2 separate regions of the Homo sapiens genome follow, and region 2 is linked to region 1. Evidence: chromatin loops called from intact Hi-C (ENCODE). Cell type or tissue: PC-9. All regions are shown on one strand. Each heading gives the region's core, and the rest is flanking DNA. Links, peaks and the distances in the headings are about the cores only. Region 1 overlaps ZNF683 (zinc finger protein 683). Region 2 overlaps LIN28A (lin-28 RNA binding posttranscriptional regulator A).

The links. A loop is a pair of places that touch in the nucleus more often than their neighbours do. Peaks named below come from ENCODE experiments on the same cell type or tissue, not always from the same donor. Only the 100,000 strongest peaks of a DNase experiment are listed, where the experiment ranks them.
Region 2: a loop joins it to region 1, with 4 times the contacts of the local background. A loop is called at or near these places in 7 of 110 quality-filtered maps.

The regions. Positions count from the first base shown.
Region 1 is chr1:26,362,306-26,365,213 of GRCh38, forward strand. It overlaps ZNF683 (zinc finger protein 683), which reads right to left. Exons shown (of 6, transcript NM_001114759.3): 4 at 2,227-2,908; 5 at 721-849. Among named protein-coding and RNA genes, the nearest start is that of ZNF683, 9.0 kb to the right of the region's middle. RefSeq lists enhancers at 1-65, 1,730-1,799, 1,935-2,436, 2,437-2,908. In PC-9, for the core only: CTCF peaks have their summits at 1,687 (motif pointing left) and 1,896; no DNase peak of the experiment used is centred there.
Region 2 is chr1:26,415,828-26,418,735 of GRCh38, forward strand. The region is part of intron 2 of LIN28A (lin-28 RNA binding posttranscriptional regulator A); the gene reads left to right. Among named protein-coding and RNA genes, the nearest start is that of LIN28A, 6.5 kb to the left of the region's middle. RefSeq lists an enhancer at 2,713-2,908. In PC-9, for the core only: CTCF peaks have their summits at 1,411 (motif pointing left) and 1,611; a DNase peak (open chromatin) is centred at 1,534; H3K27ac peaks cover 876 bases.

The sequences.
Region 1 (2,908 bases), core at 187-2,686:
AGATATGGTGGACTGAATGAGATAATCACATAGAACTCTTAAGTATGAAGCTGCAGCTTCAGTAGATTGTAATGAACATTTACAGGGGGCTGCCACATGCCTGCAGTTGGTTTCATCTAGTCTTCCCCAGGACCCTAGGGAAGCATGACTAAGTATTAGTACAAGTCCTATATTATAGTAAGAAAGCAGAGTCTCAGAGGAGTGAAGCCACTAGCCAAAGGTCACACAGCAAGTTGAAGGCAGAGCTAGGATTTGAACACAGGTGGCCCGACTATGCAGCCCGGACTCATAATCATGGCACTGCTTTCATTTCTGCCCCTGTAAAATGGGAAAGAACCCCTGCCCTTCTGATTTCCCGAGGGATGTGGCCAGGCTCACAGAAGGAGGGAGCTGACATCAAGCTAATAGTTTTCCTACTTGGATACTCTGGGTACACTATAGCATTAACTCCTCCAATAACTCAGGGAGGTAGATAATGGGTATACATACACTCTCCATGACCTCCAACTTCATTGTTCTCTCCCTCCTGCAGGCCTTTGGAGTGACCTTCAGTATTACCCATTCCAGGCTGAGAGGAGTCATTTTCAATTTTCACTCCCCCTTCCCATCTCCACTTGCTCAGGAGGACTGGGGAATGGAGGCTGCAGGTGCCAGCCCTCCAAGGGCCTAAAACTCCTCTCCAGCCTATAGGAGTACATAGTAGGGGGAGAAGGATCTCACCGAGCACTTGTGGGGCCGCTCCCCAGTGTGCACCAGGTGGTGCTTCTGCAGGTGGGCAAGTTGAGTGAAGCTCTTCTGGCACAAGGCACACTGGAATGGACGCTCTCCACTGTGCACACGCAGGTGGACCTGAGTCAGATGCGGGATAAATGCTGCCAACTGCCCAGCACCCCTAGCAGGGCCTGAGGTCCTCTCCAAATCTCTGCCCACTTCTCTCTCCCTCCCCGTCATCTCCCTCAGGGCCCATCATCCCCAGGATACTCTACTCTTTCTGCTGCCCTGTAGGGGAGATGGCAGTGGTCAGAAGGCCAGGGGTAAGAGGTACCCCAGGTATATTGTGGAACACTGCTATTCAAAATGTGGTTCACAGACCAGCAGTGCTGGTATCACACTTTGGGAGCATGTTAGAAATGCAGGTTCTCAAGTCCGGCCCCAGACCTGCTGAATCAAAAACTCTGGGAGGGCTGGGCACACTCTCGTGGCTGTAATCCCAGCATTTTGGGAGGCCGAGGAGGGAGGATCAATGGAGCCCAGGAGTTCAATACCAGCCTGAGAAACACATTGGGACCCCGTATGCACAAAAAATTTGAAAGTTAACGAGGAGTGGTGGTGTTTACCCTTCGTCCCAGCTACCGGGGAGGATGAAGTGGGAGAATCCCTTAAGCCCAGGAGTTTGAGACCAGCGTGGGCGACAGAATGAGACTCCATATGGAAAAAAAAAAAAAAAAAAAAGATAACTCTGGGGCTGGGAGCTACTCTGGAGGCTGAGGTGGGAGGATCACAAAAACTCTAGGAATCTGCATGTTTACTAGCTCTCCAGGTGGTCTGAGGCTCATGAAAGTTTAAGAACTCCTGCCCTGCAGGATCCAGCAGGGCTTCTCCCCATAACCACAATGTGCCTTCAACTTCAGAACTAGCCAGAGAGCGCACAGTTTCCGCCCTTTGCTAACGCACTGAGATGCGCTCCCTGGGCGCCCCCTGCTGGGCGATGCGGATGGTGAGGCCAATCGCATCGGCGGTCGCGCAGATTTGTGGGATCCCACTTGAAAAAGGTTGGTCATCGGACTGTGGTCTAGACTCACCAAAATCTACCCATTCCCTCATCTGACTGCCCAAAAAAATAAATAAGAAGCTTAACTTGGAGTCCAGAAAGGATGGTTGTCCAGGTAAGGGCTTTCTTTGCCCAGAGCAAATGTTGAGAGACTAAACCTAACACTACCGTTAAATCGGGGTAATCTTAGGCAAACGCTGCCCATTAAAAGCCTCAGTCTCCCCATTTTAACCTAAATGAGACGATCTCATAGGCAGTCCTCTAGGGTGGCGAGGACTTTGGTGGCCGTCTTATCCGATATCTCCACCCAAATGAACCATCCAAGGTCACTTGGCCCTAGAGGTTGCCCAGGAGTGCCTTCTAGCTTTGAGGTCCTTGCTTCTAGAAGCAGACTCGGGTGCATGGGGGGCCCTGAAGGATGTTGAGGGGAGAAGCAGAGCCCAGGAGGCAGATACCTTGAGATTGGAGAGCTGCCCAAAGCTCTTGCCACATATGTTGCACTCGTACAGGATTTTGCCATTCTTCTTTTTCAGCGGGTAAGGCAAGGCTGCGGTGCCTGTCTGGGAACTCAATGGGACCCGCTTTGCTGGAGATGCCATGCCACCACGCTCCAGGCCTGGGGAGTCGGTTGGGGCAGCTCCAGCACCTGGATTTCGGGCCTGGGAAGGCAGAGCTTGGCCAGAGGCTTGGAAGGCCCCTGGGTAGGGAAGCAGGGTCTCCCACCGAGCGCTGGGGTGCCCCAGCTCATTGACCATCATCAGCAGGCTAGGCATAGCCATGGTGGGGTAGGAGGGGTCTTGGGGCAGCATGAGGAGGTGGGGACATTGGTCAGAAGGTAGGGCCCCATAGGTGAACAGGTGGGGTGGAGGCAGGAGAAGTGGGTATCCAGGGTAGAAGGCGTGGAGGAGAAATGGGAGCTCCTTGGAGATGGAGTTGACAGGGGGACAGGGGCAGAAAGCCAAGGGGCTGGGGCTCTTTCTGTTCTGCAGCGGTGGTGGGGAAGAGCTGTTATGAGAGGAGAAGGCTGGGCAGGGGGCCCCCTCGCCAGCTCTTTCTGGCTGTTTTCCCAGCTTGTCCTTGTTCTGTGGGTACTTGACTGTGAATTTCTTGTCATCGGTGGAGCTGGCCTGCAGCCCT
Region 2 (2,908 bases), core at 247-2,746, 54 kb after region 1:
ATCCATGAGTTATTTCTGTCTTAATAAGAAAAGGCAGCTTAAAAATAAATTGACTCGATTTTTCAGAAAGTTGGTAGAGAGGTAGGAAGGTTCATGAAGACATTGTGGAATCTTCTGGGGTCCTCTTCTTTCTGAGACATGCTTCTAGACAATGTCTTTTTTTTATTTTTATTTTTATTTTTTGAGATAGAGTCTTGCTCTGTCGCCCAGGCTGGAGTGCAGTGGCACGAACTCGGCTCACTGCAACTTCTGACTTTTGGGTTCAAGCAATTCTCCTGCCTCAGCCTCCCAAGTAGCTGGGATTACAGATGTACACCACCACACCCAGCTAATTTTAGTATTTTTAGTAGAGAAGGGTTTTCGTCATGTTGTCCAGGCTGGTCTCAAACTCCTGACCTCAAGTGATCCACCTGCCTGGGACTCCCAAAGTGCTGGGATTACAGGCATGAGCCATGATGCCCGGCGACAGTGTAAAGTAAAGGCTGTGACACCATCCTGAACAAAGCTTCAAATATGGGATGTTTCTACCCTCTGGTTGTTGACACTGCTGCCTGCCTTACAAGTGGTTTTCAGTAACATTCACCAGGGCCATTTAGTTTTTTGAACATTGCTAATCACACTCTACTGGAATTCTTGTTTTTTGGAGTAACTGCCCTAGGTAAAACTATGCCTCCTGTCTTCCTGCAGGCATGAATAGCAACCACTGGCCACATAGTCAGAGTGGGAGGTCAAAGGAGTTGGGGGAGAATACACAGTTGATACAGACTTATTTAACATGATCTCACCATCGAGGTTTTTTATTTTTTTTGAGACGGAATCTCTCTCTGTTGCCCAGGCTGGAGTGCAGTGGCGCCGTCTTAGCTCACTGCAACCTCCACCTCCCAGGTTTGAGCGATTTTCCTGCCTCAGCCACCCGAGTAGCTGGGATTAGAGGCACCTGCCACCATGCCCGGCTAATGTTTTGTATTTTTAGTAGAGATGGGGTTTCACCATGTTAGCCAGGCTGGTCTCGAACTCCTGACCTCGTGGTGATCCGCCTGCCTCGGCCTCCCAAAGTGCTGGATTTACAGGCATGAGCCACCATGACTGGCCCAGCGTGGTGTTATTTAATTTAGACAGGACTTGGCTTTTCTAAGCAGTAGAATATAAGAACTGAGTTTCTGGCCTAAAAGTCTAGGAACCTTTCATTCTTATCCCTGATCAAGCCGGTGGTTGGGTGGGGGCAGGGTGGGACGGGGAGGACAAGATGACTGCCCTAAGGAGCTGTGGAGATAAATCTACCCGAACACTTGAGTTCACAGCTCAGACCAGGTAGCGGGCCACTCAGTACCTCCTGGTATAGGCGCCCTCGGGCTTACCTTTGGGCAGACAGGCTGAGCAGCGCCATCTGGTGGAGAACTCCAGGCAGGAGCTACAGGGCCTGGCTGTGGCTGAGCAGAGGGGATCAGAGGGATTGGCTGCCTGCAGCCTTCTGTTCCAGACACCCCTTTCACCAACCTCCTTGACACACACCCTCCTTGACACACACACCATCGAATAACTGCTTCTGGGAGAACCGGTTGGTTCTCCCTTACCAAATCTTACCTCCAGGAATGAAGCTAAGTTAGGGATGTGACACCACAGGACTGAATCATTAAAATTACTTTCATCAGCTGCTTTTTTAAACGTAGCTACTAGAAAGTTTTCAATTATATATGTGACTTGCATCATAATGAATTGCACTGGGGAGAGTTAGGCCAGCTGCACTCAGCTCAGCTCTTGCCTCTTATTGCGACTTTAACCAAGGTGCTTATTAACCCCTCTGCCTCCATGTCCTCAAGCTGTAAAATGAGGGTCTTCATATCACCCCACTGCACCAGTTTGATATGAGGGTTAAATGAGTTACAACACGTAAAGTGGTTAGAATGCCACTTAGCCTACAGTAAGAATCAATTAGTAACAGTTATTTTGCATAGTACTTAGACATTCAACAAATGCTTGTGCAAGCTAAGAACCTAGAATTGAGGTAGAGACCTGCACTACAGAATCTTCCGGCTGGAATGGCCCTGGAAGAAGATCTGGAATAGCCTCTTGCGGAAGAGCCAAGAACCCCAGCTTTAATCTGCACAACTGTAGCAAGTACCCTGAAATTCTGTTGCCACTTCTGGAGAAAGGACACTTAGGTTCCTTTGTGTTGTTTTTTTTTTTTCTCTTCATACTTTTTTCTTTTATAATGTTTTCTTTTGTTTTTAACTCCACATTTCCTAAGTGACCCCTAAGGCTCATTCTATCTCTAAGCTTGCAAAGGCATAAATTGAAGCTGGGATGAGGTACTTGGTGTGGGTTGGATAGGGTAAGGCAGGCAATTACTGAGGTATTAAGAAGGGATCAGAAGGCCTAAGTACTTTAACTGGAGAGATTCCTTCCCTGTTATCAAAAAAAGAAAAAGAAATGCTTGGGGTGGGCGCGGTGGCTCACGCCTGTAATCCCAGCACTTTGGGAGGCCGAGGCGGGTAGATCATGAGGTCAGGAGATCGAGACCATCCTGGCTAACGCGGTGAAACCCCGTCTCTACTAAAAATACAAAAAATTAGCCAGGAATGGTGGCAGGAGCCTGTAGTCCCAGCTACTCGGCAGGCTGAGGCAGGAGAATGGCGTGAACCCGGGAGGCGGAGCTTGCAGTGAGCCGAGATTGTGCCACTGCACTCCGGCCTGGGCAACAGAGCCAGACTTTTTAAAAAAAAAAAAAAGAAAAAGAAATGCTGTCTGTTGTCTGATGCCACATTCCCCAACACAGTAGGCCCATGTAGGCTCCCCACAGTCCTAACTTGAAGAAATTGGGAAAGGATGATATGGGTCATGCCTTCTCTCCCCCTCCCCTTTAAAATAATTTATCTGAATCAATAATTCAGGATTGGACTGAAGAGAC